Linked DNA regions of Mus musculus: all the other regions are linked to region 1. The links are chromatin loops, found by intact Hi-C in ENCODE. Cell type or tissue: left cerebral cortex. All regions are shown on one strand.

What was found. Hi-C counts contacts between places; a loop is a spot of excess contacts. Peaks named below come from ENCODE experiments on the same cell type or tissue, not always from the same donor. Only the 100,000 strongest peaks of a DNase experiment are listed, where the experiment ranks them.
Region 2: it touches region 1 in a loop (7-fold over the local background); 14 of 42 quality-filtered maps call a loop at or near these places.
Region 3: a loop joins it to region 1, with 4 times the contacts of the local background. A loop is called at or near these places in 7 of 42 quality-filtered maps.
Region 4: it touches region 1 in a loop (2.2-fold over the local background); 5 of 42 quality-filtered maps call a loop at or near these places.

The regions. Positions count from the first base shown.
Region 1 is chr15:38,074,402-38,082,401 of GRCm38, reverse strand. Ubr5 (ubiquitin protein ligase E3 component n-recognin 5) reads left to right here and starts at 3,548. Exons shown (of 59, transcript NM_001112721.2): 1 at 3,548-4,038. The coding sequence starts at 3,977. In left cerebral cortex, a CTCF peak has its summit at 4,119 (motif pointing left); DNase peaks (open chromatin) are centred at 4,098, 4,653, 4,936, 5,258 and 1 more place; H3K4me3 peaks cover 2,919 bases; H3K27ac peaks cover 2,094 bases.
Region 2 is chr15:38,241,397-38,249,396 of GRCm38, reverse strand. It overlaps the pseudogene Gm8705. Among named protein-coding and RNA genes, the nearest start is that of Odf1, 26 kb to the right of the region's middle. In left cerebral cortex, CTCF peaks have their summits at 1,371 and 2,098 (motif pointing left); DNase peaks (open chromatin) are centred at 1,391, 2,110, 3,601 and 4,309; H3K4me3 peaks cover 365 bases; H3K27ac peaks cover 741 bases.
Region 3 is chr15:38,194,323-38,202,322 of GRCm38, reverse strand. Gm35167 (a long non-coding RNA gene) reads left to right here and starts at 2,642. Exons shown (of 3, transcript XR_383954.2): 1 at 2,642-2,839. In left cerebral cortex, no CTCF peak of the experiment used is centred here; DNase peaks (open chromatin) are centred at 3,085, 3,424, 4,154, 4,770 and 4 more places; H3K4me3 peaks cover 1,551 bases; H3K27ac peaks cover 2,212 bases.
Region 4 is chr15:38,009,373-38,017,372 of GRCm38, reverse strand. It overlaps Ubr5 (ubiquitin protein ligase E3 component n-recognin 5), which reads left to right. Exons shown (of 59, transcript NM_001112721.2): 21 at 2,225-2,435; 22 at 3,805-3,931; 23 at 7,596-7,747. It overlaps Gm49085 (a long non-coding RNA gene), which reads right to left. Exons shown (of 2, transcript XR_003951596.1): 2 at 4,573-5,758. Among named protein-coding and RNA genes, the nearest start is that of Gm22353, 45 kb to the left of the region's middle. In left cerebral cortex, no CTCF peak of the experiment used is centred here; DNase peaks (open chromatin) are centred at 2,281 and 4,983.

The sequences.
Region 1 (8,000 bases):
CTTGACAGGTATCTCAAGATACTGGGATCTCCAATCTCTTGGGGTCTTTAACACAATCCAGGTTTTACCTTCATACTTTCATGCAATGGCAGTGGTGTGGTTTGGATAAAAACGGCTCCCATGGGCTTGTATATTTGGATGCTTAGTCACCAGGGAGTGAAACTCTTTGAAATGGCCTCTCTGGGACTCTAGGTAGGGATACCAGAGATGCTCACCTGGCCTCAGTGGCTTTCCTTAGCCACAGAGGGAGATTCCACAACCCTTTTCTTGTATTCTTAACTCTAAATCACAACCACATGGACAAGGCTGCCAAGTTCTGCTGCTTGATGGGGCTGGAACTTGGCCCGAGTTACATTTGTATTAGCTTCTCTGTTGTTGATGGTTTCCTTTACTGCTCAAGGTTCCCTTTAATTCCTTTTTACAAGTTGGAATCTTACTTGGGTGGGGTATGAGGCCATTATTCCTTCATTCCATTTAGCATCAAGCTTTCCTTTAAAGCCTTTTATCCCTTAAGCCCTGGCCTTAGGCTCTATTGCACTTCCTGGTTCTCCTTTTTCTCCTCAAACTGCACATTTTGTTATTTCCCCTTGTCCAGCCTTTATCATTACATACATTCATAAGAGTGGTAACAGCACAGCCAATACTAGGCAGTATTGAAATCTCTCTGCCAACTTCACTAGTCCAAAACTCTTCAATTTAGCTTCAGGAAGATTTTATGGACTAGAGCATAACATTCTTCACCAAAATATCACAATTATGATCTATAGGCCACATGCTAATAGTATTCCTCTCTAAAACTTCTTGATCTGGGCCCCCACAGTTCAAGTCATCCTCAGCACTGCCTTTCATGTTGCTACTAGAGTGGCCCATTATGCCCTGTTAAAACATCCAACCATTTTTCTAGTCCGAAGTTCCAAAGTCCACATTCTACCAACAAGCAGCATGGTCAGGCAATACCCCATTGCTGGTACCAACTTCTGTCATTGTCTCTGTTCTTCTTCTGTGAAGAGACACCATGACCAAGGCCACTCTTATAAAAGACAGCATTTGGTCAGAAGATTGCTTACAGTTTCAGAGGTTTAGACCATTATCATCATGGCAGAGAACATGGAAGCACAAATATAGACATGGTGCTGTAGAAGTAGCCAAGAGTTCAATATTCTGATCTTCAGGAACATGAGGGTGGGGAGGAAGAGGAAGAGGAGAGGTGAGGCAAAGGAGAAGGATTAGGAAGAGAAGGAGAAGAGGAGGAAGAGGAAAAAGAGGAAGAGGAGGAGAAAGAAGAGGAAGAGGACAAAGGGTGGGGTACCCCCCCCCCCCGAAAAAGGGTTTCTCTGGATAGCTCTGTCTGTCCTTTAACTCACTCTGTAGACCATGCTGGCCTCAAACTCAGAAATTCACCTGCCTCTGCTTCCCAAGTGCTGGGATTAAAGTGTGTGCCACCACTGCCTGGCCGGGGTGGGGCATTTTTATTCAAACCACCACACTGCCACCCCCCAACCTTATTTCTTCATGTAATATATGATTACTACTACATGCTTTGAGTGAGGAGAGAGTCTGAACTTTAGGTACAAAAAACTAGGAGTGGATAAATGAGGCTGGACACATAATGGAAAGGAAGGTGGAGAAGGGAGGTTTGGAAGAAAAAAACATGGCAAAGCGGAGGGGCCCGGTGTGAGCCCTGGTCAAGAGCATCTGAAGCCGACATGCTCAGAGCATCCTTGAGGCTCTCTCTGCCTATGACTTTTCTTAGTTCTCTTGGCTGGAACCATTCCCTCTTTTAACTGCACTCTCGTTGCGTTTATCATGCCTATCTTTTTGGATTGGTTTTACATACTTCTAAATTATTAACTACTAGATGGGAGCTATTATATTGTGAACGGACTCAGAGTCACAACTGCTTTTTGTCTGAGCCTCAGCACTAAGGTGTTTGGGCTCTGGAATCCTTATGCAACAAGGACTTTTTTCCACCTCTCCTAGACAGGGTTTCTCTGTGTGTATTCCTAGCTTTCCTGAACTCACTGTGTAGACCAGGCTGGCTTGGAACAGAAAGATCTCTGCCTACCTCCCTGGAGCATTGAGATTAAAGGTGTGGATCACCACTGCCGGGCTAGCCAGGACATCCTTTGCCTTAGAGTGAGGTGTACTGTACTTGGAGCCATTGGCAGTATAAAGCAGTGCACACAATATGTTAAAAATCTTTCATTATGTGTATGAACTGCTGTGTGCCTGACACATCTTTTTGCTTGACATACAGTATTTAGACCCAGTGTATAACAAAATGCTGTAACTGGGTAAATAATTAAGGCCACTTGGTTAAGTAGCAGAATCAGGACTGAAATTCTACTTTGTCTGACTCTAGAACCAGCAGTGTCCATCACACGGACTTGAGGGGAAAAAAAAATCAAAGTAGCAATTACAGGATGGTTGGTAGTCATGGGATGCAGCGCTTTCAGTGGCTTAACTCACTATTAATTGACTGACACAAGGTCTTACTGTGTAGTTCTAACTGGCCTGGAACTCTTAGATCAGGCTGGCCCACAACTTAAGATGTCTGTCTGCCTCTGTCTTCTGAGTGCTGGGACAAAGGTGTGCATCATTGACCAGCCTTGAACACTTTGTAGTTTATCTAGGTGAAAACTGGAGCTGATGGCCAACTAAAAATTATTCCTTATCTGTCTCATGGTGTACCCAGTAAATCTTGATATCTAATTTTTCATGTATTCTCAAAAGAACTTCCTAAACTAAAGAAGAGAAGAAAACTGCTCTGCTGTGCAATCATTAATGTTGTATACCCGATTTAACGAACGACTGTTACAGACTGGAGAAGAGGCTTCATGCTTTCAGCGGAATTCGATATTTCGAAAGGATCACAGAAAACTTTAAGAGGGAAACTGTACCGGTTCGGGAGTGAGGGTACGCGGAGGAGGAAGAATTTCATAAGTTGTAGTTCTGATACCCCAGGTCACAAGAAATCTCCCTACAACAGATGCATATCATCTTTCATTAAAGTATACACACACACAACCACCCCCATATAAAAACCACACGAATAACTAAAAAGTGGAAATTTCCACGTTGCACGATGGTAGTGCTGATGAAAGCTGCTACACAGTCACTTCCAAGATCCTACTATCAGGTTTTGATAAGGCTCTTACGTAACTGCCTGCCGTAGGAAGCGGAGCATCTCTGGTTCCTCGGGGTACATTTCTCTTAAGTATAAATGCGGCTGGAGGACGAGAAACAACAACAAGCCATTCGCATATGCACAACCATTAGGGATCCGGGAGGAAAAGAAACCCGGCGCGCGTGCCCTTTCGCCCGGCTTCCCGAGCACGTGCTCTCTGGAACACGCCGCCCCGCCCCGGGGGGCCGGGCTCGCGGCCCAGCGCGCCAATAGGCGAGCACCTTACAGCACCGTGGCCCGACAACGTTAAGCGGCCCAATCGCTGGGGCCCGGCCGCCCGTTTCCCGGAGCCCCGCCCCGCGCGCAGAGCCCCGCCCCCGCGGCCCCGCCCTCCGCCCCTCCCCCGCCGATCGGCGCCCAGGCTGCGAGACGGAGAAACTGGGGCAGAAGTGAAGATGGCGGCGGCGGCGCTGGCGGCGGCGGTTCGTCGCCAGTGACGCGCGCTGCGGGCTGCTGTCCCTCCCCGCTCCCCGCGTCCGCCGCGTCCGCCCCGGCACCTCTCCACCCGCCGCTCGCCGCGCTCCGGGCTGCCCTCGTCCGTGCGCGCCGTGGCCGGCCGAGCGGGCGGCGCGTTGATCCGCCCTCCCGCCCGCCGCGCCGGGCCGCCGGGCCGCGGACACACGCTCGGCGGGGAGGCGGCGGTCCCTGCGCGCTCGCGGCCCTCCGTTTGGGGACCGGGAGGAGGAGGCGGTGGCGGCGGCCGTGGGATCCGGGGACGGGAAGGGGATCGGGGGGCCGGACGACAGCGGGAGCGGCTCGTTCCCGGGAGCGGGGCGCGCAGGCGGTACCATGACGTCCATCCATTTCGTGGTCCACCCGCTGCCGGGCACCGAGGACCAGCTCAATGACAGGTAATGGGGCGGGGGAGGGGCACCTCCCTCCTTTTTCCCCTCCCCCACGGCCGCGCCGGGGGCCCTACCGCCCCCTGTAGGCCCGGTGTGGGCCAAACTTGGGAGCCTCGGGCCGCGGGGCGGGGGCCGGCGCGGTGTGGACGCGGCTGCGGTGTAGACGGCCCGGCGCGCTGCCCCCTCCCCCTCCCGCGAGGAGCCTCGTTGAACTCGGCGGAGCCGGGGGCTCCCGGCCCAGGCCCGAGGAATCCATATTAGTCAAAGTTGAATTGAGACAGACAATGCGGATGGGGGATGGTGGAGGTGGAAAAGAGAGGGAAGAGGAGCGGCGGGTTCGGGGGCTCCCGCGAGTCGTGTCCCGGGGGCTGGGTTTCCCCGGGGAGGCGGGGTGGGGGTGGGGGAGAGATTCCCGGCAGACCGCGGGTTGGGAGGGGGAGGAGGGAGGGAGCGCCATGATTATTGTTATTATTATTAGATTTGAGCCCCTGCAGTGAGGTTGACTGCCCCGGGAGGGGAATGAAGTCAGGCGGGGGTTGGGGAAGTGGATTGGATTCCCTTTGCTCTCCTTCCTTCGCCTTGGTACTGCCAAACTGCTCCTGGGCCCCTGCGGTGAGAGCCTTTTTGTTTCCTTTTTTATTCTAATGATAGTGTTTTCTGGAGTTGTAATTTGACAGCTGAAAACCGTGAGTGGAGTGTCAAAGGAAAATTCTTCGGTTTGCAGTTCGCAGTGCTGCTTAACGCGCTGTGAATTTCTGGGTTGGGTTTGTTACGGGCAGAGGAGGAATTTTGATTTAAAATATTTGAAAAATCTCTTAAGGCTGTTTTGATTTGGATTTTTTTCCCCTTCGCTCTGCCACTGTGTCTTACCACTTTAGGATATTGAATTGAGTTGCAGGGCCACATGCTCACTGGGACCTAAGATAAAGCAGGAAAAAAAGTCCCTGTACTGTTGCAAAACAGACTCGGAGGTTGAGGGAGGCCTCCATTAAAGCATGTCTTGAGATCTAGGACTCACATCTAATGATGGGCCAAATGTTTACAGGTCGGAAAGTGGATCGTTTTAAGCTTCCTTCTCCCCGCATACGTCGCTGCTGGCCCATATTTCTTTTGCGTGTGGAAGGCCATCAAGTTTAGATTCAAGGTGTAATTTTTGCTAAGTGACCGGGTGACTTACGTTGTGTGACGCCCAGTTTGTCATGCTCTTCCCGGAGAGAGGAAGAGACCTAGCTTGGCCTCTAATGTGTGAGTGTTACCTTTACCTTGGTCTGGCAGCTTTTAGATCCTGGGCTGGCAGTCTAGTTTCTGGCTTGGGGTGGGGATTTGTCTAATCTTTACTGTAGCCTATTGTTTAAATACATGTTTGTAAAACTCAAAATGCCTGTTGAAAAGATCAACTACGAGCCGGGCGTGGTGGCGCACGCCTTTAATCCCAGCACTCGGGAGGCAGAGGCAGGCGGATTTCTGAGTTCGAGGCCAGCCTGGTCTACAAAGTGAGCTCCAGGACAGCCAGGGCTATACAGAGAAACCCTGTCTCGAAAAACCAAAAAAAAAAAAAAAAAATCAACTACTTGGAGTTGTCTTATAGTTAACAATTTTTTAATTTAAACATTTTGTTATAGGATCCTTACTCTGACTTACTTTCATTAGAGATGCTTACAACTTCAACAGAAGGCTTGGGGGGGGGGTGTAAATCTTAGAATCAGATTAGTGGGGAGGAAAGCTCTACTGCCATTTAGAGAAGTGTGTTGGTCATGTTTGAGTCATTTTGCTTGTAACTTTGAAATTTGCACCAGAGAAGTAGGGCATGCTTTTTGTGGTGGTCCTAACTTTATGTACCAAGAATTTTAGTGTATTTATTGAGAGTGCATGCCAAGATCTTAGTCTTTGTGCTACCAATCTTCTATTTATTATTTACTTATGTAGGCAGAATCCTGGCTGGCCTAGAATTCACTACGTATCTGTAGGATAATGACCTTGCACTTCCTACCCTACTGCCTCTACCTCCCCAGTTCAGTGATTACAGGCCTGAGCCACCACACCCAGTTTACCTGGGGAATAGAATCCAGGGCTTCCTGCTTCCAGACAGATACTTTACTAACTGTCCTATATCTCCTGTGTGTGTTGGACCTTTTGAATCACTTCTTAGTTTTTTGTTTTTGTTTTTTGAGACAGGGTTTCTCTGTAGTCCTGGCTGCCCTGGAACTCACTCTGTAGACCAGGCTGGCCTCGAGCACAGAAATCCGCCTGCCTCTGCCTCCCAAGTGCTGGGATCAAAGGCGGGCCCCACCACTGCCTCACTTAGTGTTTTTTTGTTTTTAAACTTCAGGTGTTTGAGAAATTTACACACAGGATCTTTTTAAAAATCTGTTATTTTCCGAGTCTCAGCTTTTCCTAAAGCCCATGTACTGTATTAAGAATATTTAGGTACTTGCTTGTGACTTTGTTGTCGGAGTGCACACTTTGTGTGTGTGTATCTGTGTCTGTCTATCTAGATAAGTAGACGGGCAGACAGTGTCTCTGTTGCCCAGGCTGGGTTGATTGACAATCTTCTTGCCTTAGCCTCCTGGTTGCTGGGATTATGGACGTGTGCAGCAACGCTTGGGCTGAGTCCTTAGTTTGTTTTTATTTTATGTGTATATGTGAGTGCCTGCATGTATCCATCAGTACCATGTGTGCAGCTGGTGTAGGAGGAGGTCAGAATAGGGTGTCAGATCCCCGGATTGGAGATTGAATACTGTGAGCTGCTGGATACGGGTGATGAAATGGACCCACAACCTCAGCAAAAGCAGCAAGTGTTGTTAACTGCTGCGCCATCTTTTTAGGCCCCTGGCACGAGTGTTTTATGAAGTAAGGGAAAAGACAAGTGACTTTCACTTAAAATATGATTGTTAAGGTGGTAGATAAGTAAAACTAGGGAAGTGCATTAGGTAAGACCGGAGACCTGTTACTGTGATGCTTAGCTGTAGAGTTCATGGCCTGAGGTAGTTGGTTTGTGGCAGAAGAGTCCATTTTTATTTAAATGTTGCTTCTGGAAATGGAATTTGGACCCCCATGGTTCGTAGGTAGTACTTTACCTACAGAGCCATTCCCCAGCCTCCCAGTGAATTTGTGTTAGTTCCTGTTGAAGCCCAAGGACTAAAGGGAAATCTGGAAGTACCGCCTTGGAGAACGCCTGAGAAGTGAGAAGTTGTAGGTCATTCTCCTCACAGTGAGCTGAAGGGATTTACAGAATGGAACCAGAGATGGACTGTGAGCTACAGTTGAAACATGCACGGTGGGTGGGGTACCGCCGCCTGGACCCTTTCCCACTTGGTTTGGTTGGACTACAGGCACCTCAGCCTTAGCACGCACACCTGTCCCAGAAGTGCAGTGTTTTTACTCATTGCTAGAAATTTATTTGCTAATTACATATTCTGTGTAATATATAACAAACCAGTTCTATTTAACATTTTCAAAGCCATTTAAAAATATGTGTGTATGTGAGTGCGCCACACAGCACAGTGGTGGAGTGAGGTCAGAGGAACACCTGCCCTTACAGTTTGGGTTCTGGGAATCTTGTCAGGCAAGGATCTTTACCCAGTGAACCATCTTATCTGGTTCACCAAAAAATATTTTTAAATGCTTATGATGTGTGTGTAAGAGTGAGCGCCACAGGATGTGTGTGGAGGCTCACAGGACTCTGTTCTCCATTTCTGCTGTGGGTTCCAGGGAACAAACTGAGGTCATTAGGAGATCATACGCTTGCTGAACCTGGGCACCAGGACCCCAACAAGATTTTATACAGTCCATATGTATATGTGGCATGTACTTTCTTTGTGGTGAGTTGATTTCACCTTTAAAGAGCAAAATTATTGGAAGTGTATTCAGTCAGCAGACTTTGGTATTCTGGAGTTTGACAGCTTATGCCCAACACCTTTTTTTTTTCTTGGTCTGAGAATTGACTTTCTTAACCTCTCCCTAGTGCT
Region 2 (8,000 bases), 170 kb before region 1:
TCTTAGCTCTCCAGGCATGACCTCAAAACTCTCAGTGGACATAATAAAAAGGTGAGAAGAGAAGGCTTACTGGAGGACGGATAATGAGTGTGTATCTGATTAGGTGTGGTTTGATGCCTACCTACAAGATAAAATTATACACAGTACTGATTTGCATCTTATCTAAGGCAGTAGCCTTTCCCATGTGCCATGCCAGAGTTACAAAGGCCTCCCATTCAGTGTCTTTCTAGAATTGTACCGCTCGGTGCTGCAAACAACAGATACACATGCACTTCTAAATAAGAAAGAGACAATTAAATAAAAACAAATTTCTTCCTTCCTTCCTTCCTTCTTTCTGTTCTTCTTTTCTTCCAAGATAAGGTCTTCCTATGTAGCCAAGATTGACCTCTGGCTCACCTTGTAAACTTAGCTGGCCTTGAACTTATGATCCTCATGTCTCAGTGTCTTACGTGCCGTCACTTAGCTGCAGTAGTCAACAATAGCAAAAAGTAGGCACTGGAAAGTCTCCAGAGCTGGGAGAGGTTTATGGTCACCGCATACGGCAACTACGTTGGATGGCACAGACTGGGGTGGCTTCATAGGAATGGTCCTGATTGACGTGTCTGAATGCTTGACAATAAACGAGGGGTACTGTTAGGAGGTGTGGCCTTGTTGGCAGAAGTGTGTCTCTGTGGAGGCAGGCTTTGAGGTCATATATACTCAAGCTACATCCAGTGTGGGCCACAATGCCCTTTTGATACCTGTGGATCAAGATGTAGAACTCTCGGCTCTTCCCAAGCATCATACCTGCCTGGACGCTGCCGTGCTGCCCACCAAGACGATAAGGAACTAAATCTCTGAAACTGTAAACCAGCCCCAAACACATTTTTCTTTGGAAGAGTTGCCTTGGTCATGGTGTCTCTTCACAGCAGTAAGACCCTAAGACACAGATTGTTTCTGTCACTGTAACAAATTCCATTTCATGGTGGCCTTCAAAATAAGCATGGTGGCTCACACATCTAATATGAATACTCTGGAGGCTGAGGCAGGAGAATCACTGGGAGTTCCTAGCTTACTTGGACTACAAAGAACAAAACAAAAGCAACCAAGCAAAATACACTAACTACAGTTGTTGTAGCCGTTTCCATGAGAAGTATGTAGGGGGTGGCCTGTGGAAGGATTTAGATAGCTGGGGACAATATTCCTTCTGCTCTCAACGGGACCCATCCCTCTCTTGCACAGTGACCTCCTTCCCTAACCAAGGCCTCCTGGGTTCTTTCTTGAACCAGAGGTTGGGGTGCAGATAACCTGCCTGCTGTCTGTCCCCGGGTGTTGCAGCACACCTCCCGTTCGCCAGCGTGGTGCCTGGCCCGAAGGAGACCTGGGCTCACCGCTAGGGGGTGATGGAGCCCTCCTTTAAATTCTAAATAAAGCCAGAGAGGCTGAGAGCTCCCAGGTCTCTCTTTGCTCCATCCCCCACAGCGTCAAAAACAACACAAGAAACATTCAAGAAGGAAAGCAAACCATGCAGACAGCATTGCCTCTCCAGATAGCAGGGTTTGCACCCATTTCCAGGTAGGGTGAACCAAAAAACCAAAAAAATCAAAGCAGAACTCCCACCGCAAAGGTGAGAAATGGCGCCTCTGTTATAGTCTGTTCTGCATTACTCTGCATTAAAATACTCCTCTAATAATGGGCCCGCTATTCTCTAGGAGGCATTTGACAAAACAAAACAAAAACCTGCGGCCTTTTCTAACTCCACTTGACAGTCTCTTTTTTATTGTATTTGTCACATGCTTTAAGGTCTAAATTAAGAAATAGAAATGCAGTCACGGGGGCTGGTGAGATGGCTCAGTGGGTAGGAGCACCCGACTGCTCCTCCAAAGGTCCAGAGTTCAAATCCCAGCAACCACATGGTGGCTCACAACCACCCGTAACGAGATCTGACCCCCTCTTCTGGAGTGTCTGAAGACAGCTACAGTGTACTTACATATAATAAATAAATAAATAAATCTAAAAAAAAAAAAAAAAAAAAAGAAATGCAGTCACTGGCTTACTTCTTGACAATTAGCATGGCTTCCTGCTCTCGGAAGCCCTCTGCGTTCCCGCACAGTGGTGCCCCCTAGTGGCGGAGCCACTGCCTGCGCTATGACAGCTCCTTTACCCCTTTGGCAATGCTTTATCGGAATCAAAAATGTCCCCATTTTCCTTGGATCTCTCAGATCTTTCCGTTCACTGCTCGATGCATTCGGTTTATCTCGTCTTCAAAAACTAAAATATTCCGTGTGTCTTCATATCGAGCCAGGAATGGTGGTGGTTCATTTAAAAAAAATCAAAAAACAAAACAAACAAAAAAACTCGCCGGGCCGTGCTGGCGCACCCTTTTAATCCCAGCACTTGGGAGGCAGAGGCAGGCGGATTTCTGAGTTCGAGGCCAGCCTGGTCTACAGAGTGAGTTCCAGGACAGCCAGGACTACACAGAGAAACCCTGTCTCGAAAAAAATAAAATAAAATAAAATAAAAAAACAAAAAACTCTTCCTGTCTCTATGAGGGCCTGCCTGGACACAGGCAATCCGAGTCCTGTCTTACCTTTCCCCTCGCACCTCTCTGTCTTATACCACACTCTGCTTCTATGTGCAGGGAGAAGGTGATGATGGGTGATAGGTGGGCAGAAAAGGCCTTGCTTGAATCCTATGGTTCTGGCTTGCTTGGCAGACACACTACCTAACCCCTCTGGCCCCTGGTAGAAAGGAGGCACTCTCAGGCACTCTTGCCTGTTGGAAATGGGGCTGTTTGAAAGCAGCGCCATTCTCCTACAGTGCAGGCCCTCAGAGCATTCCCTGAAAGCTTCCTTGGCCTGCTGATGTGCTGACAAGGGAGTGTTTCAGATTGCCACTAGCCACTTCTACCAGAGTCCTCCTTGCATGAGGGCTATGGGCAGACGTGGTTCCTTGGTCTTTCAGCCACATGTGTGTCACCGCTCCAGCTTGAAACAAACAAACAAACAAAAAACAACAACAATGTCCTGGGGAATTCAGGTCCTTTTGCTTGAGTGGCAAATGCTTCATTGACTATGCCCCACCCTCTCAGAGTTTTACCAAGTTCTCTTCTGCTAGTCCCCCGCTTTATCCTAGGCTGTTGCTTACAGTCTTAGTTTTGTGTGATTATGAAATGAATTATACCTCACCCCATCTCACATATTCAAATCCAAACTCCTAATATTTCAAAATATAACTGGTTTTGAAGATAAGCTCTACCCCCACCCCACCCCTGCTCTTTGAGACAAGATCTCATGTAGCCCAGGTTGTCCTGGAATTCCCTGCCAAGCTGAGCCTGGCCTTGAATTATTTATTATTTTTTATTTAAAAAGTGTTTATTATTTTATGTATGTGGATGTTTTGCCTGCATACATTTCTGTGTAGCACCTATGTGTAATGGTCTGGGAGGCCAGAAGAAGGCACGAGATAACCTGGGACCAGAATTACAGAAAAGTAATTCATGTACTTTTAGCCTCTGCTTCTGTCCCAGACTCCCTCCCAAAACTAATGTCAAGTTGTCTTGTGGACTGCGGTCATCTAGAAATCCTCCTGAAGAGAATCTACTCCCAAGCTCACTCTGTGGCTGTCATTGGTGGCCCCTACTGATGGGTGGGTAGAGGTGATGTCAATTCCTCACCATTGAGTGTCTCCATGGGGCAATTCTTGGTGGGGTGGCTGACTTCACAGTGAGCAAGGAACGGATGGGCTCAGTGGAACACAGCCTTTAAAATTTTTATTCCTTATTTATTTTATGAGATGAGTATGGACTTGTGCATGCTGGGAAAATACTACCGAGCTACAGAACCAACCACAGCCCAATCTTCTTATAACCCAGCCATGACATTTGGGGTATTCCATTCAGTAGAGGCAAATCAAGAGGCTCAGCCTACACACGAGGGGAGGGAACTGCACACACACACCCATGCCCGTTCGTGCACACACAACTTTTAGACAACTCTGATCCCTGGGTGCTGGCCAGAGGGGCTCCCCAGCAGAGCAGTCTAGCATCCTTCTTAGGGGCTCCTTAGCTTGCTTAGCGCTAAGCTTAGTTTTGACATCTTCAATCAAAACAGAGGATTAAGAAGGAGCCTGTAACATTCCATTGCACTAGCAAGAGAGAAGAAAGAGTGTGGGCTCACAGCTTGACAGATTTGGCAGGGAAAAGATAACAGGATGTCTCAATGGCTCTGTTTTCCAGTGAACCAGGAATTGTGGTTGCTAGCTAGAATTGAGTCATCGAGGGTGTGGCAAAGATTGCAAACTGAAACACAAAGCCACATTTCCTGGGGTTCCTTTTCCAGTTTATAGAGTGGCCCGGCCAGGAACTACATTTCCCAGAATTCCTCAAACCTGGGGCACCACGTGAGTAGTTCTTGCCAATAGGGTAGGGGAGAAGCAAACCAAGGCATTTCCTAGGCAGGGAGCCTAGCAAGAGGCTTCTCTTTCTGAGCATAAAGCATTTCGAGACTCCAGGAAGGAGTCACAAGATTAAAAGGCACCTGGACCACAGAAAGACAACAATTAGGAAGACCTGCTCTGGGTTTGTGCATGAGCAAGGAACACGAATTATTTCTCAAGCCACTGAAAATATAGTTTGATGACGGCAACAGGTAGGGGTTACCATAACAATCCGACCTCATGGGCTCGAAACTTGACAAATAGCACACGACTGTCAATGAGTGGACACAGGGCAGCTGGTAGTGGGCCCGGCCTGAAGAGTCTCCCTGACCTTGGCAGGACACTGGATGGTGGTGACCCATTATATAGTTCCATTGCCCGGGTTGGGCAGAGCTGCCTAACTGTGACCCCAGAATCTTAATACGACCCCAAGAGAAAGGTACCCTGAAAATGGCTGAAATCGTTCTTACTGCCACACTCTCACAACTGGGTTTGAAATAAATGACTGTGGCTCGGTAGGAATGCCGACAGCAGCATTTATTTGTACTTGTTGAAGATTACGCTAGTCTCCAACTCTCCACCCTGACAAGTCAATAGGATGTTAGTCTCAGAATTAAGGGTGCTGCGAGTTTCTTCCTGCTGTGAACATCGGGGGTGGGGGTGGGGTGGGGGTGGGGGTGGGGTGGGGGTGGGGGGGACTGGCCTCTGCCTCCCGGCCACCTCCCTCACTCCATGGCCCTGAAGCAGTAATCTGCGATCCTGCCTCAGCCCAAGAAACCCATACTGGCTGCTGCCCCGAAGCTGAAGGACAAGTCGGCCTCTCCCGGCCTGCCAAAAGGAGAAAAGGAACAGCAAGAAGCAACTGAACGTATTGATGAAGTACAAAATAAAATAGACAGACTTAATGAACAAGCCAGCGAGGGAATGTTGAAAGTAGAACAAAAATATAACAAACTCCGCCAACCATTTTTTCAGAAGAGGTCAGAATGGATCTCCAAAATCTCAAATTTTTGGTAACAACATTCGTCAACCATCCACAAGTGTCTGCACCGCTTGGGGAGGAGGACGAGGAGGAGGACGAGGAGGAGGACGAGGAGGAGGACGAGGAGGAGGACGAGGAGGAGGACGAGGAGGAGGACGAGGAGGCTCTGCATTATTTGACCAGAGTTGAAGTGACAGAATTTGAAGACATTAAATCAGGTTACAGAATAGATTTTTATTTTGATGAAAATCCTTACTCTGAAAACAAGGTTCTCTCCAAAGAATTTCATCTGAATGACTTTGTCCGTCTTCAAAGTCCACCGAAATCAAATGGCAATCTGGAAAGGATTTGACAAAGCGCTCAAGTCGAATGCAGCGTAAGGCCAGCAGGAAGAGGCAGCACGAAGAGCCAGAGAGCTGCTTTACCTGGTTTACTGACCATCCTGACGCAGGTGCTGACGAGCTAGCAGAGGTCATCAAAGATGACATTTGGCCAAATCCCTTGCAGGACTATTTGGTTCCTAATAGGGATGATGAAGAAGGAGAGGCAGGTGATGATGATGAGAGGAAGGGTTGGAAGATATCGATGAAGGAGTTGAGGATGAAGGTGAAGATGATGAGGGTGAAGGGGAGGAGAGGATGACTAGCACTGATGGACTCCAACCTTCCTTTTTCTTTTTATTTATTTTTAAAATTTTCTCCAGTCCCTAGGAGCAAGTTACAGCTCTTTTCTCCCTGCCCCTCTATGGTCAGTCACCCTGTTTTTGAGGTCTCAACATCATGATTCTCAACTAATTTTGGGGAAAATATCTTGAGCAAAATACAACAGGAGAAGAATCTAAAAAAAAAAAAAAAAAAAAAAAAGAGTGCAGCCTCCTGTCCTCTATGTCTTATGTTTCAAATGCAAGCAGGCCTGACTTGTGATCAGGACAGACGGGCAGACCGACCACCTGAAGGAGCCAACACGGTTCTTCACTCTGCTTTATTTTAGGTCAATGCTAAGAATCTGTCCAGTTCCTGACTACTTGGGAAACCTACCACTTTAGGACAAACACACACACACACACACACATACACACACACACACCCCTCCTGCCCAGTCTGAGCATTGGTCAGAGAGCATCCCACATCTTTTGGAATAACAAAGGATGGTAAAGCAACCTTGGTAAACAGCTTCTACTCTAGCAGCATAAGGCTCTTTTGGAACAAAGGGTGAGAGCAAGTGACCTGTTCCAGGGGTAATAAACAGCCGTGTGGGTAGCAAAGACCAGCAAGCCTGTTTGGTTACTGTTACCTGTGAAGATCTTGCCACGCAATGAAGTTTATTCTCTATCTTCCTCATGCCTTGACCTCATCACACAGAAACTGAGAGGAGTTTAGTCCAACTTTCTGAAGAGTGCTAGAGAAACTGTAACACCTGTCCTGTTTACTCTCCACCCCACCCCCAACTCCACCCCCACTTACTTCTTATCCTCTCACCAGATAAGAGATGTCTCTAGTTTCCAGACAGTTGGCAGAGCTGAGAGTTATAGCATCTACACCACCCCACCGCACCCCCACCCCCACTGGCTGACACTTTTACACTGAGGCCACATGCAGAGTTATGGAGGTGACAGAGGATGAGGAACTTCCTGACAGATACGGGTCCTGCCCAGCATCCTCACTCAGCCTTGCCTGCCTCCCAGGCTCCACTCTGAATGCCCTGCTCATGCATGTCACACCTGCATCTAGGTCTGATCTGCTCTCTATTCCATGTCTCCTAAAAGTAACATAAATGATAGCTAACTGCTTGCTCCCTGTATGTAAACACCAGATAAGAAATGTTTCTTTTTTTTGTACAATTTATTTTGGCCGGTCGTAAACACATCAGTGTAACCAATGATAACGTCCATGATCTTTCTTCCTCCACTTCCAAAGTTCTGTGGTTCCGGCTTGAGCTGCCACACCTGGTTTATGCTATGCTGGGGTTGAACTCTGAGCAGGTTAGGGAAACTCTACCAACTGAGCTACACCCTGACCTTGTTATAAGAATATCTTAGGAAATGATAACTCAGCCAGGCGGTGGTGGAGCACACACCTTTATTCACAGCACTCGAGAGGCAGAGGCAGGTGGATCTCTGTGAGTTCAAGACCAGCCTGGTCTTGAATATCAGGTAATAGAGGACTACAACGAGAAATGCTGTCTCCAAAACCCAACTCAACCCAACCCAACCCAAAAAGAAAACCCAACAAAAACAAAATAACAATGAACTCTTATGGGGTATGGTACCACCATGCCCAGGTGAGAAGGTTGGTTAATATCTGTCAGTGATAGGCCTGAGGCACTGGCTCTCAGCCTTGATGTGTCACCTTCTGAGGATTTAAAAACATCTGAGTTCCCAACCTGAGTGATGCATGTTTTTGGCTGGAGAGTTGGCTCAGTTGTTAAGAGCACTGGCTGTTCTTGCAGAGGACCCAGGTTCAGTTCCCAGTACCCACATGGGGGGTCGTAACCATAATACCAGGTAACCAGACACCCTCTTCTGACCTCTGCAGGCACCAGGCACGAATGTGGTTTGTATACACATAATTAGGCAAAACACTTATACACATAGAGAAACACA
Region 3 (8,000 bases), 120 kb before region 1:
GCTGCTCCCATTTCTTCACTCATGCAAATGAGCTATTTCCCAGCAACCCTTGCTTTCATTTCTATTATTTACCTATCACACTGTAATCTACTTAGGCAAATATGTGTTAATTTCATATCTATCACAGGTTTCACATCCTAGAGCAGTTTTAAGTTTTTGAAATTTGTATCTGAGCATCCTGGTTCCTCAGGAACAAATTTGAATGATTAATTGGATATATTCCACTCCACTCTACCTCAAGGGGTAAGTGTTACCACACTCTAGCCGTGTTGTGTGCGCACTCTTTCTCCCTGTGGTATCTAGCTGTGTCTTGTTGTGTCCGCCCCCCCTTTCTTTCTGGCTGCAGCTGGCTCAGCACTCAGCTCCCTGCATTCTGAGGCAGCAGGCAGCATCTCCATTTCCTTTTCTCTGAACTCCATCTTCGCTGCGTTACCAGGGGCAGAATTCACAAACACCCTTTCTCCCTCTTTCAGTTCTGTTGTTTGTTCTCATCCAAGCCTTCTATGTGGCTCTTGTCAGGCTGCTCTCACTACAGAGCCTGGGTTGCCTTGGACCTCGGAAGCAACCCTCCTCCTTCTGCATCACAAGTGCAGGGCTCATAGGTGTGTGTCCTCATGTCTACCTTCACTGCCATAAGCTCTTAGCTCCTGCTCCTTCTGCATACCCTGCTTGCTAAGGAGTTGGCCATAACAGTGCCCCTGGGGCAGAGCTCTCCTCACAGCAAACCTAGAGAGAGGGTTTGGGAGCGCTCAGCCCATGGTACCACAGTGACACACAGATGACTGTCTGCAGGATGATCTTCTGGGAGTATGGAACTATCCAGAGTTGTGAGGGAGCAGAGGCACCAGAGTCAAACAATGCCACCTCAAACTGTGGTCATGAACCTGTCAAGGTGGGGCTGGTGGGGACTGTTTAGAGAGCTGGAGGCCTCAACACTCACACAAAGGAAGAAGACAGAGAAGAAAGAAAGAAAAGGGACAGGAGGGAAGGAAGAAGAAGAGAGGAAATCTACCACACAAGGAGTATCCATCCCAAAGAAACCAAAACCAGTACAAACCTGGGCTGTTTCTTTTCCTCTCTGATTGCACACCTGAGTATTCACCTAACCAAACACAAAAACATCTCTGTAAGAGTAGGCACCTCTCCTACTCTCTAAAGCTCTTTCTCACTTCTCCTTAATAGACCTACGTTCTCTCTGCTTAGGAGAATAAAAAAAGAAAAAAGAAATCTGCTTTAAAAATCTTTTCCAATGGAGCTGGACCTGGTGGTGGACATCTGTAATTTAGAAGCATGGGGATTATTATGAGTTCGAGGCTAGCCTGAATTACAGCTTCTGCTCAGGTGAGACTCCATCCACCCTGCCCCCAAATATAAGAGATAGCAGCCTATGAAATTAGGATCAAGAAGTTGCCAGTGCTAAATAGAGGACAGGTGTTGCACGGCCTCTCCTTAGAGCGAATCTTTGAGCTCTCATTGGTAAGGATATCCTATGGGTACAGCTGGTTGACCTCACCGGGGTCAGGTCCCGCCTGCTGACATGGAAGTCTCCTTTTGCTTCACAACATTTCTCTGTGAAATTATTTCTAATAACACCATGACCTAACAAGTACTCTCAGCTCACAGCAGTTCCCAAGTGCCAAGCCTGGCACCAGATTTCAGAGTGCAGCTTCCAAGCCATTTAACAATAGTGCAGGTATCCATATTTTTAATTGGCTCCCGGGAGGCTGATAGGCTCAGCCCAGCCCAGGTCTCCCTTGAGCTGGCATTTGGAATCTACTGAAGGGGAAAAAAGATTTAAAAATAGAATAAAAAAAGAACCACCAGCAAACGTGACAGACTCTTTCTCTGTAGTTTCTAAGAGTCTGAACACAGCAGGGGGTGAGACTAAGAGACCCGAGGGGTCTGCTCTACTCTGGGGCTGGCTACAAAATGTCGGGGCTTTTGCACGCCCTCCCTCCAGCCCACACAATATGGAGTCTTACTGACTTTCCTAACTATCCAGGGACAGGAAGGCTGGCTCTGTGGTACTGGAAGGGATGAGATGATTAGCTGCTTTGTGAAAAGCTTAATTGCACCTCATTTTCTACTTTGTCATTTCCAAACAAAGCAGTCTTCCAGGTAGATAAGCTCAGCTGCCCCTAATCAAAGGTGAAACACCACCATTCCCTAAGTGACTCAGGGTGACACCCTAACTGCTGATCTGTAGATGCCTCCCGTGTCTGTGGCCCCCGAACTACAGGGAACAAATGAATCGATAAGGGAGCTTGTTAAGTAGCCAGAGTTCCGAGTATCTGCCAGCTCCCCGCCCGCCCCTCCCCCCCGCGCTCCCCCTCACCCCCTCTCTCTATCCCCCATCTCTCTCTCCCCCCACCCACCCCGCCGCCATCCCCAAGCCAGGCTCTTGCAGGCTCAGCGGGTATTAGGGTGGGGTCTAAGTATCCCTTCATCTAACAAGCTTCCTGGGTGAATTTACCTCAGGGCACTAGTTTTATTTAAGTGCAAAAGCGGTTCTATGCAATGTCTATCCTCCTTCTGGGTATGATCCTCCCAGAAGGGATTCCCTTGGAGGTACAATGAATCAGCTTTTTCCTTACCTCTTGGTAAAAAATAGATACTATGTCTCAGAAACCAACTATGCATGTCAGCAGAGGAAAATAATAGTGTTGGGGCTATCTGGTTAGACATACTTCCTCTCAGAAAACCCCGGATGTGGTGAGTGGCCCCAGGACATCATCCCAAGCAGGTGGGCTGTTCTCATAAAGGGAAGAGCCCCCCAGCTGTAACAGCTGGATGGAACATTCCCCTACCGAGACAATTCCAGCAGTTTCTTTTTGTGAAGGTAATCACCAAATTAAATGTTTTAATTACTAAAATCGCATATGCATTTCTTTTGAGAATAGAACGTCATCAGAACCCACTCCCCCAGAGGGCTAAGCTGCTGGCTTCCAGGGAAGGGATGTCAGGAGGAGTCCATTTTAATTTCATTATAAAATCGGCTTAAGAAATAAAGGCGCAGGACTGCCGCGAGTTCCCAGCCAGCTGTGATTTAATGAGAGCAATTCAAAGCTTGGAGCCTGCTAGCCACATCCATATTAATATGTCTCTGGTAGAAAAAAATAATGACAGAGAACGTGCCGAACTGCTCTTCTGATTTGCAATGCTTTTAAAATAACTGATGAAATGGCTACCATGGATGAACCTCAAGTCCAGACAGTCCATGGCTCCCTGCCTGTCACTCGGGTCCCTGCTAGGAAGAAGCAGTTGACCAGCAAGTCCCCTGTAGGAGCTTGGTCAGTGGCTTTGGAAGCTGAAGTACAGCTGGGTTTATTCTTGTTGGCAGCCAGATCCCTCCCCCACGGCCGGAGCCAGGAGGAGCCTCTCCTCCGGTACTTTATCTTGAGCTCTTTGTTGCATAATCACTGGAGTCATTATGCTCATAATAGTCTGTGATTTCCATTTTCCAAGTCATGAACACAAGACAATAAGAAAAAAAAATGTCTTGTTCTGAACATTTTGAGGTCCTAAAAATAAAAGGTGCTGGGTAAGCCTGCAGTGTGGCGGAGGCGGAGTACCGGAGGCAGAGGCGGGGGTAAACAAAGGGAAGCAGAGGAGGACCTTTGTTGGTTGCTTTGATGGTCAGTGAGCAATGAGCCAAACCTGTGGTACCACTCGGGAGAGGCAAGGTTCCTGGAGAGCAAAGGGGCGCTCTCTCAAGGTGAAGGCCATTGCACTATTTTGAGCTTAAGCGCTGCTGAGTGAGTGAGGGTCTCTCTCTCTCTCTCTCTCTCTCTCTCTCTCTCTCTCTCTCTCTCTCTCTCTCTCTCTCTCTCTCTCTCTCTCTCTCCCCCCCCTCCCCTCTCCCCTCTGTGTGTCTGCGCGTGCTGGGAGACTGTAGTGTCTTGCAGCAGGGACTTTACCATCACTTCCTTGATAGCCATGGGCTTCAGCTCTTTTAAATGGAAACAGAGTGGAAATACTAAAATCTATTAAACATTGTCTGGGAGTTAACTGAGAAAGCTGGAGCCCATGCCTAGACTGGGGTCCTAATGTGTAGGGCTGGGGGGCAGGCGATTGCCATCTTTGACACAGGGCTCCCTAGTGTGGTTTCCAGATCATTCCTCAATTGACCATGGTATTCATCACAAAACCCAAGGACTGTAACAGTCTGACCAGGGGGAGAAACATTTCACTCCTGTTTTCCTGTGATGACGATAGTTAAGGCTGAGTGAGCCACGTGACCCACGGAGACTGGACTGTCACCATACCCAACCACTGATTGGCTGGTTCTTACCTAGCTACAGGACAGGGAGGACCAACAGGGGTGGCAGTGACGCAGACAAGTCCCACCTTTCAGAACCGTTGGAGTCCTCGGGGGATCTAATCTTTGTCTGCTGACCTCACCAGGCCATTAGGCCTGTTTCCGCTCTGTGAAGCAAACAGTAACAAGTGTCCTACAATGTGTCTGCTATGTCTGGGGCCCACCTCAGGGATTACAAACACCACATGCCAGAACAGGAAAGAGGAGAGAGATGTCTCATCTACAGCCAGTAAGGACTGAAACGGGGCTATTTTCCCAAACGCTGCTCTCACTGAAGAGGAGAAGCTTGAAGGGTCCATTCAGAGTAACGTAAAAGAGCATGCATAGGCACGAGGGGCACAGTTCTGGGCATGCGCAGTTTCAGGCGTACATCTTTGAGCATGCTCATTTTGAGGTCATAGGTCAAAAGGAAAGTACAGGGGCGGAGGGTGGGGGAAGACACGTATTTTAGATATGTGTAATTCGGTATTATAATGAGCCAACTTTACTCTAACCAGACTAAAACGATATGAGTCAGAGTATCTTAGTAATGTTGACTAGCTCATTATAAGTTCCTCCAAAGAGTTTCAGCTGAAAAAGAAATAACGAAGGTACAGTGAACTGCCTTTCAGAGGGCGGGACGCTTCCTACACTGTGAAGTGGAGGCTTGCAAGCTCCTAAGGGCACCTGCTTCCCTTATTAGCTAACAAATTCACACTACTACAGCAGCTGTTTCCTGGGTTCTCCTGCAGCTAAGTGCAGGGACTGAAACGATGCAAACCCCGCGTCCTAGTCAGGGTTTCAATTACTGTCATAATACACCATGACCAAACTAATTTGCGGAGGAAAGGGCGAATTTCTGCTTTTACATCTCAAGGCACACTCCATCACTGAAGGTAGGCAGGATCCTGGAGGAGGGAGAACTGGGTACCTGCTTGCTCCTTGTGGTTTGCTCAACCCACTTCCTAATAGCACAGCAGGGCCATCACCTCGGTTCTGGTACTACCCCAGGAGGGTGCCCTTTCCTATCAGTTAGCAATCAAGAAAATCCTCCACAGACTTGTCTATAAGCATTATAATGGAACCTCCCCCTTTATTTTTCATGTGCATTCTCTGTGAAAATGTCAGGTGACCTAGAACTGAAGTTACAAACAGTTGTGAGCTGCCATGTGGGTGCTGGGAATTGAACCTGGGTTCTCTGAAAGAGCAGTTAGTGTTCTTAACTACTGAGCTGTCTCTCTAGCCCTGACATTTCTGAATTGAAGTTTTTCTACCCAGATAATTCTAGCTTCTGTCAAGTTGAAAAATAAACAAACAAACAAATAAACAAAAAACAAAAGCAAAATATAAGTCTCACCACACCCCAGAGGGTCCTTTGGCTCGGCTGAGGCAGCACCACTTCAAGGCCACTCAGACTTAGATGGTAGCTCAATGCTATCTCTCTGGGTTAAATTGTGCTCCCACAAAAGATATGTTGAAATTCATACCGGTGAAATTCCAAATGTGATCTATTCGTAAGCAGGGTCTCTGATACAGGCAAATCTAGTTATAAGACCATCCAAAGGGACTGTCACCCATTCTGTTTGGTGTCCTTTTTAAAGAGGGAAAATTGGAGTCAACTCAACTGGTAAAGGTGCCTGCCATCAAGCCACAATCTGAGCTCAGTTCCCAGAGTCCACATGGTAGAAGGAGAACCAATTCCTGAAAGTTGTTCTCTGACCAGTCCAAGCCTGCTAGGGCATGTGGATGCCTACATATACATATACATATACATACACATACACATACACATACACATACACATACACATACATATATATTACATACATACAAACATATACACACAAAATACATACACATATGCATAAATGTAATTTTAAAAATAAAAGTAAGGAGGGCTGGAGATGGCTCAGTGGTTAAGAGCGCTGACTGCTCTCACAGAGGTCCTGAGTTCAATTCCCAGCAACCATATGGTGGCTCACAACCATCTGCAATGAGATCCAATGCCTTCTTCCGGTGTGTCTGAAGACAGCTACAGTGTATTCATATAAATAAAATAAATACATCTTAAAAAATAAAATAAACGTACTTAAGAGCACTCGCTACTTTTACCAAGGACCCAGATTCAGTTCCCAGAGCCCACGTGGTAGCTCACAACGACCTGTAACTACAGTTCCAGGGGATCTGCTGACTTCTGGTCTTCCTGGGCACCAGGCACACACATGCTTGCAAACATACAGCAAACATACACATAAAATAAAAATAACCTTCTTAAAAAATAAAATTAAAGAGGGGAAAGTTTGTGAAGAGAAGGAAGCTGCCGATGAAGACGGAAGGCTGTGTGGACACAGAGTTGGGACTGGGAGATGCAGCTCATGGGGCCAGCTGCAGCAGCCTCTTGCATAGACTCACCGGTTACCATTGTGGTGGCTTGAATAAGTATGCCCCCATAGACTCATGTGTTTGAATGCTTGGCTCATAGGGACTCTTAGAAGTTGTGGCCTTATTAAAGTGAGTGTGGCCTTGTTGGAAGAAGTAAGTCACTGTGGGGGTGGGCTTTGAAGTCTCCTATGCTCAAGCTACGCCTTCAGATCAAGATGCAGAACTCTCAGCTGCTTCTCTAGCACTATGTCTTCTGGCATGCTGCCGTGTTTTCTGTCATGATGATCATGAACTAAATTAAACCTCTGAACCTGTAAGTCAGCCCCAGTTAAATGTCGTCCTTTATAAGAGCTGCCATGGTCATGGTGTCTCTTCACAGCAATGAAATCTTAACCTAGACAAAGACCAAAATCCCAGATCCAATCCTGAGTGTTAGCATGCTTTCCTTTGAACCCACTAGCATGATGAGGTCTCCACACAGAGGGACTTCTAACACAAGGGCAGGCACATTCTGAGCAAAGTGGCATGTGGCCCATGATAGTGAAAGTCTTCTCCCTTTCCAGGAAACCTTGTAGGTAAATGGGCCTGGGAGAGAGACCTAACCTGCTGCCCCTCTTTTCTGTAATAAACCAGCTCTAGAGTTTTTGTTTGTTTGTTTCTTTTGGGGGAGGCATTTTAAAAATATTTTATTATATTTTGTGTATGAATGTTTGTCTGTGCACCATTTGCATGCAGTGCCCACAGAGGCCAAAGGAAGGCGACTAATTTCAGATGGTTGTGAGCCATCTCTCCAGCCCAGGAGGAGTCATCCTCTGAGAGCTAGATTGCTTATAAAACACCTTTGAAAAGTTCTCAACTGCCAGGTGTGGAGGTGCGCGCCTTTAATCCCAGCACTTGGGAGGCAGAGGCAGGCGGATCTCTGAGTTCGAGGCCAGCCTGGTCTACAAAGTGAGTTCCAGGACAGCCAGAGCTACACAGAGAAACCCTGTCTCGAAAAAACCAAAAAAAAAAAAAAAAAAAAAAAAAAAAATATATATATATATATATATATATATATATAGTAATGTAAATATCTGCATTTTCCAATAGTCTTAGTTAACCCTGTGTAAAGGTCACGTGACCTGCACAGGGGTCACGACCCACAGGTTGAGAACCACTTCAGTGCTTTGCCCACTTTGCTGAAGCAGAGCTGAGGAATGGCCACTGAGAGCTGACCTTGACAGAACTGCTCAGTTCTGCACAGCTCTCGCCCACTGCTCGCTCCGGTCCCTCCTCTATTTAAGCCTAATGCTCGCCTCAGTATACCAAAGATGGATGTGGA
Region 4 (8,000 bases), 65 kb after region 1:
CATTCAAAATTATCTCTATCTGTGCGTGTGCGTGTGTGTGTGTGTACATGTGTATAAGCTTGCACATGTGTACATGTATGCCAAGGTACACATTTAGAGGTCAGCACGCAGCTTTGTAGAGTTGTTTCTCTTTTTACTTGGGTTCTGGGGATGGAGCCAGAGTTGTCAGGATTCCACAACAGAACACTTCTCTCTGCTGGGCTATCTTGACAGCCAAAGGTTTGCAAGAATGAAGCTGCTATTTTTGGAGCATCTAAAGAAGTTTAGGAGGTAGAGTTAGCATAGGTTCTTTGCTTTTAGACATGTGACCTTGAGGATGTTTATCATATATCTACAAGGGCAATGGGAAATAAACAAGAAAATCAGAAATCTGAAGACTGAGAGAGACAACCAAGTTGAGTGATTTAAATGTGACATGGGTAGAGCTGCGGATTTTTTTTTAATCCCCTGTGCCCTTTGCTATAGGGTGAGTCTTGCAGCATAGCTAAGCATGACACTGACAGTGCCAGTCGGGGTTAGGTCAGAGGATGGTTATGAGCTTTCTGTAGAGTTTGGTGCCAGCCAAGTGACTAGTGTGCTGTATATCCTGGTACACAAAGCAAGGAAACACAAGTGTTACCCATGTACCATGAGGAGTATGCTGTGTACACAGAAGGAAAGGAAACCACGTGCTGCCCACATACTGGGTTTTTGGTTTCTGCAAAGGGTTTGTCTTTCGCCTCAGTTTGCCCAGAGTGAAAACGGCTTTCTCACATGTGCCAGATCCTTTAAGATTTACTGTCCCGTTTGGACAGTGAGCCCTCTAGGGCCCCTTCTTCCCCATAAGTCTAGGCAAGGGAGACTTTATTTAGGCAGGTTTCTGGCAAGGTTCAGTGCCCTTTTCTTCGTGCCTTTGTATTTTCATACATACCTGTTTGTACAAAAAATGAGTTTGCTTTTTAGAATAAAACAAGTGCTTTATAATCTATTAAGGGTTCCATAATTTTAGTTTTCATTTCTATACTATTTTTTGTTTGTTCAAAAGATTTGATTTTATATGTATATAAATATTTGCAAACATGTGTTTGTGCAGCATGTGTGTTGGTGCCGGAGGAAGCCAGAGTAGTGTCAGATCCCTTGGGACTACGAATTACAGAAGGCTATGGGCTCTGGGAACTCATTCTGGGTTCTTTGCAAAAATATCATCTATTTTTAATTGATGAGCCATCTTTCCAGTAATCAAACTACTTCTTTTTGTTGTGAGACAGCTAATGATATTTTCTATGTATACCTTACAGCATCGTTAATGTCTTTTGTAGATCTGTCATTGACTTTGGAATTTACACCCATCATGATTCCTAGAGAGTCAAAAGTTTTGTATTTCATGTATCACAATAGAATGTATCTTTTTTCCCACATTTTTTTATTAGATATTTTCTTCATTTACATTTCAAATGCTATCCCAGAAGTCCCCTAGGTCCCCCTCCCCCCTTGCTCCACTACACACCCACTCCCACTTCTTGGCCCTGGCGTTCCCCTGTACTGGAGCATATAAAGTTTGCAAGACCAAGGGGCCTCTCTTCCCAATGATGGCCCACTAGGCCAACATAATGTAACTTTTTATAAATCTTTGTTATTGTGCATACCCATGATTGTGGTGTGGTTATAGAGGTATGTATGGAAGCCAGATCACAGCTTGTGGGAGTTAATTTTCCTCACCATGTGGGTTTTGGGGATTGATCTCAGGTGGTCTGGCTTGGTAGCAAGTACTTTACCCCTGAACCTTCTCGTGGGCCCTGAAATGTAACTCTTAAAACAACGAGGTGCTGAAAAATCAGTCTGGAATAAAATATACATCCTTTGCTTAATTGGCTGACAGTATTGCTAGAGTTGTAATTTGAAAGCTGGAGTGCACCCCAGGGCGTCACCAGGCACGGTTGTGTATCACATGCAGGCATTCTCGTTCAGCTACTCAGCGTGTTGACTGCTTTTCTACTGGCTACAGGTTGAGGTGGTTTGGAATACTGAAGGCATTTCCCTCGTGTTCTTTACTTTGTTCTCGCTTGCATACTCTCTTCACAGAGTATAGATGAGTTCATTTGCCAGGCCACTTATGATCAATTTCTATTTCCTTGAAGATACCATTATATTATAGTGGCCATGAGGCAGTTCTCATGTATGTAATTTTTGACATATTTGGTGTTTAGTTTCATTGAAGTGTTTGCCCTCTTTTGCCCGAGAACAGAAGCAAACCTTAATGCAGCACATTCTCAGATGTGACTACGAGGCCTGCCGACAGTATCTCGTGAATCTGGAGCAAGCCGTGGTTTTAGAGCAGAACCTGCAGATGTTACAGACGTTCATCAGCCACAGATGTGATGGGAACCGGAACATTTTACATGCTTGTGTATCAGTTTGCTTTCCAACCAGCAATAAGGAAACTAAAGAAGAAGAGGGTAAGATTCGGAACCATAACAAAGCCTTTGCAAGAACTCTAGGAAAAGAAGACTCTTGTAGAGAAAGAACTTGTATCCTTTTTACTTTATGTGGTCTTGGAAGGTCTGACTTTTATTATGTGGTAAAAATATTTCTAAGGGTTAGATGTGGAAGCAGATAATAAGTTTGATCTGTGTTGATCCTAAATGTACTTCACTAATTTTATAAGTACAAATAACTTTAAAAACCTTCATATTTTACATTACATGTACGTGTGTATGTCTGTGGGTGGTTATGTGTACATTGGTGAGTGCTAGGTGTCGGAGAAGTCCCGATTGATCCCTGGATGGAGCTGGACTTTAGAGCAGGCAGCTGTGAGCCACATTGTGTTGAGAACCTTACTTTAGTCCCCTGGAAGAGTAGTGTGTATTCTTAATTGCTGGGCCATCTCTCCACCCCCTTAAACCTTTATTTTTAATCTACATGTCTGTCTGTCTATCTGACATGTGTGCCAGTTCTAGGGAGGCCAGGAGCTTTGGATCTCCTCGGAGGGAGCTGTAGTTGAACGTGAGCAGTGAGTGCTCGGTTTTTGGTTTTTGTTTGTTTTGAGGCCAGGTTTCTCTTTGTGGCTCTTGAGACTCAAGGCTGGTCTTGAACCCATAAATATTCACCTGCCTTTGCCTCCTGAGTAATGGGATTAAAGGCTTGTGCTACCACTGTCCTGTGATATGGAAAGTGCTCTTAATAGCTGTGAGCTGCCTGTCTATCCGGCCACTTCCCACCTGTAATCCCCAATGAATTTACAGTAGGAATGTGGTATTTTAAGCCTCCTAGATCAAGTTTTTGTTCTGTTGCTTGGAATTTAGAAGGCTAAAAAATGTTACTGGAAAATAAGAGTATGTGGGGTTTCTTGTTATTGTTGTTTTTGCCATGGATTTTTTTATTAGTTAAATGAAGGAAGACCCTAAAGTACAACTTGGTAATTATTTTGAATTCTGCTGATGCTACTGTGGACACTGCATTTTGAAATGCGACTGTGGGTTTCATTTTTAATGTCATCAAAATCACTAGGGTTTGTTTATAAGTAGCTTATAAACTGAGACTGATATACTAATGATTGAATCTTTTTATTTTTACTTAATAGTAAAAGTTACTTAATAAAAAAAATTTAAGTCCACTAAAGTTTATGTTTAAATGTTGTTGAAATAAGGCAGAGTAAAGAAACTGAGTGAACGACCTGGTTTAGTCTCTCACATCCTTGATGATGTTAAGAGCATGGTTACTTTGTTACTTGAAGCGCTAGCACACACGACTTAGTATTTCCTGGCCAGTATGTGTACTGTCAGTTGTTTCCAAAGGTTAAATCTAAATTTCTTTCTTATGTTTCAGAAGCTGAGCGCTCAGAAAGAAATACATTTGCTGAAAGGCTTTCTGCTGTGGAGGCCATTGCAAATGCAATATCAGTTGTTTCAAGTAACGGCCCAGGTAATCGGGCTGGATCATCAAATAGTCGAAGGTAATATGATTTTTACAAGGAAACTTTAATTGGAGGAAAAAAGTCCAAGTACAGAAAGCAGTGTGTGTCTTACTGTCATGTGCATGAATTGATGGGTTCTCTTTTGTTTTGTTTTTGGCTCCTTCCAATAACACTGGGACAATGCCTGACTAATTAGAGTTCAGCTCTGAACACTAGGATCTCTCACACTTGATAAGCAGGATCATTTGAAAACACAGCTCAGACTTCATCTTTTCTGAAATTACCATTCTTCCTAGGTAGTTGTTTTCTTTAGGTCCATTCCTCAGATGTCTTAATGGCCGGGGAAGAAATGAAAGGCTGGTGTGTATTTTGAATGCTTGATTTTAAAATTTTCTATGTTTTCTGAGCTGTTGGATGGATGGTCCTTTATATAAGCTATTTAATAACTTATTTAAAATTGTTAGGTACTTGGCTACGTGATAAATAAAGAGTTCAGTAGTTTTCTGTAGGAAAAACAAATTTATTTGTGATATTTAAGTCAGAGTTGTTGGTTATTGACAAGTGGTTGGTGAAGCACTGATGCCTGGGTGGTCCTGTGACAGGTGGCAAGCTGCTTCAGATCAAGTTCTATTTGCCTCCTTTCTGCTGAACCTCATCTTCCCCTTTCAAAGTGCTGTTGGTTTTTTTTTTTTTCTTCTTAAATTGGCATTAGGAAGGCTACCAGGTTGATAGGTTCCTGAGCTCAAAAAGATCCAAAAGGAACACTTAAAAAAATCCTGTGGATGATCAAATTATAATTTTAAATAGTACAGAAACTTTATGTATACTACACAGAATGGAAATTATTATCAGCTTATTTATTTAGAAATGCATTAAGCAAAGTGTTGACTTCAAAATGGAAAACAACTTAAATTCTTCATGAAGAAATTAGTCTGAATTATTTCAGGTATTTCACTTCCTCAGGGAAATTGCAGGTGTCAATCACTTTGGACTCTGGTATGGTTGGTTCAGTGCCAATACTGCCATCTTTTTTCATATAAGGATTATTTTGAAGGCAAAGACTAAAAGGAGCTTCAAGCGTGGGCGAAGAGTTGCTCACAGAGATAAGTTTGCAGAGTAAGCTCCTTTGAGGGATTTGCCGAAGATTCCACTGCAGTGCTCTTACCCAGTGCAAACTCAGGGCTGCCGGCTGAACCGATGGCAGCACAGGAGGCTATTCATCCTCGCCGGGCAGTAGGAAGTGCACAGACTGCTTCACTGACGTGAGACCCTCCACTAGCCTACAATGGATTTTCTAGGCGATGCCCCTGATGAGTATGCAGGCTGGGATTCCTGAGCTGTGAGCTCAGAGCTGATGCAGTTTCACTGTGGAAAGGAATACTGTAATGACTTCTGATGATGCTATCATGTGACTCAATAGCTCCTGAGTTCAAAGGGCAGATTTAGTGGAAAGCTTGGTTGATGCATCTGATTGCAGGTGTGTATACTCTAGCGATTGTTAATCTGGAAGACACATGACCTTCACTTTTTTGTCACAGTGGTATATTTGAACATGACTGGATTCTAAGGCTTCTGTAGCATGGACATAACGTGCTTACAAAGAGGAAATTACACCATCCTTGAATTCTTCCATATTGTCAGAAAACACGATGACTCCGGGCAAGCCTTTGTGAAGAAATGTCAAAACCCTGAATCTTGGCAGCCAAGGTGGCCTCGCCTCAGTGCTGTCCTCAGTGGCTGAGGATCCAGGTGAATCCATGAATTGTGTACAGCGTCTTGAAGATGAATTTTCTTTTTCTTTTTGTTTTTTTATTTTTTAAGAATCTGTATGAGGAGCTGGGCAATATACTTAAATGTTCCCAAGACCTAATGAAGAAAAAGGTTAAGGACAATTTAAAAACATGACAAAGAATGACCCCCTCATTAATATTGAATTGACTACATCACAACAACAAAGCTGGGAGTTTGCAAGTTCAAGATGAGACTGTGCTCTCAGTTTCCTTCCTTCCTTTTTAATGTACTCTAAGCTAGCAGTTGGAGAATACCCCACACGTGTTTTCTTTGGCCTATGTAGTGTTAATTTTTTTAAGATCTGAATGCCTTTAGATGACCATGTATATATACCTCTAGTTTGCCACTGCCTGTGTTACCTCACGCCTGACTTGCCTTTACAGTCACTTCCTGTATATTTCCTACCCAGTAGGCATCTCACTGTGTACTTGGAATGAGCATGCTCCTTGAAGCCCCAGGCCCACGTCTATTCTCAGGTTCTTACTGCATTTTCCCCATCTTCACAGTGTACAGTCACTGGGGGATTCTGTCAGGGGGAAGAAAGAAAGCGGCTTTTTTTTCTCTGGAGTGATGACTTTGAGAAGTGACGTTGACTGAAATAGTCATGGCACTCTGTTCTCTTCTGTCTTACAAAAACTTTTAATCAAAAACTTTTAATTAAATTAAATTTCTAAATTGGTGAGGGGGGGATTGTTTAATATATATTTATAGGAGTGAATATTATAATAAGTAATATATTATTTGAGACATTAAAATTTACTTTGTGGGGTCTTTCAGTGTTTATTCAAAAAAGTATAGCACAAATAAGCTTCTACAATCTGAAATTCTGGAAGTAGCATCTTATAAAAGAATTGGACATGCCCTTTCTATCTCACAAAAGCAATACTAGGTTGATGTGGAAAAACATTTACTCAGAGATTAAATAGTTCTTACAGTTGGAGACTCAAACACTAACAATCACTTAGGGTCATTTATGTTCTCATCTCAAAGTGTCAGATCTCACACTAGAAGTCATGTCTTTGGGATTATGGCTGCATGGAAAACAGAAGTCCCTATGTGTTATCTTACCCTGACAATTGAGTTTTTATTTAGAAGCTTTAAAAAGTGTGGCTCAATGAAGGGATTTGGCTCTTTTAATTTCTATTATTCCTAAGCGTGACTGCATGGCTGTTGGAAGCTTTTATTCATGTACAATACAGGTTTTTGTGTAGGAAGGCACCAGGTCCCACAATGAAGTCGTGAGTAATCGTTTTAGTGGTGTAAACCAGCTATACAGTGTTCTTTTTACATAACAGAAGGAAAAATAACCAAATCAAGCCCCAGGTAGTAACACTTTTAGTTTAATTTCTTGAAGATGTGAATTATGCTATTGAGGCTTTTGGTTTTGTTTTGTTGTTTTTGGTTTTGGGGGACTTCTGGGTATTAAAACACTTAATGTTCTTGGTTTTAAAATTGCTCATGTGGATATTAGTTTAATTGCTTTTGAGTTACAGAAAAGGGATTTAGTAGACTAATTTCATTTTGTACTAATCAGTAGTTTTATTGATATTCGTTACTAAACTTAATTTTTAGGAAATAGGACTGAAACACTCTTCTAATGTCTAGCTGTTCATTTATCCTAAATGCACAAAAGACTATTTCTAATTCTTCTTCACTGAGACTTTTGTTTCCTTTGCTTAAGTCTTTAGGGAGCTACTGTAATGCACTGGATGCTAGACTCCCTAGCTTCATCTCTGTCCTCTACTGACTCATTCTGTGAGCTATTATAGACTTGGCATTTGCCCTTCATTCCCATGCCTGGAGTGTTTGCTTATAGACCAGTCTTGACCTTCTCAGATGAGAGCTTCTATATACATGCCTCTTGTTAGGTGAGCCACGGTAATGAGTTCCGATTTTGTCCATGTCCTTCTAGTTTGAGATTACGAGAAATGATGAGACGTTCATTGAGAGCAGCTGGTTTGGGTAGACATGAGGCTGGAGCTTCATCCAGTGACCACCAGGATCCAGTTTCACCCCCCATAGCTCCCCCTAGCTGGGTTCCTGACCCTCCTTCAATGGATCCTGGTAAGAGCTCTTTTGTTTTATTCGGTGTTTAATAAAAAGGCAAGGTTGTGAAAGGAAAAAGCTGAACATTTTGTAAAATGTTTAAAAACTTGTGAATGTAGTATGGTAAACACTACAACTGGATTAGTTGAAAAATTGGCTTACAGAGTTTGGTTTTTTTAGAACTTACTCTTGACATAATTTATTTCTGTACTTTTAAAAGGCTAGACTGCCTCTTGATTGGTAATACATCAAAATAAATGAATGATTCACA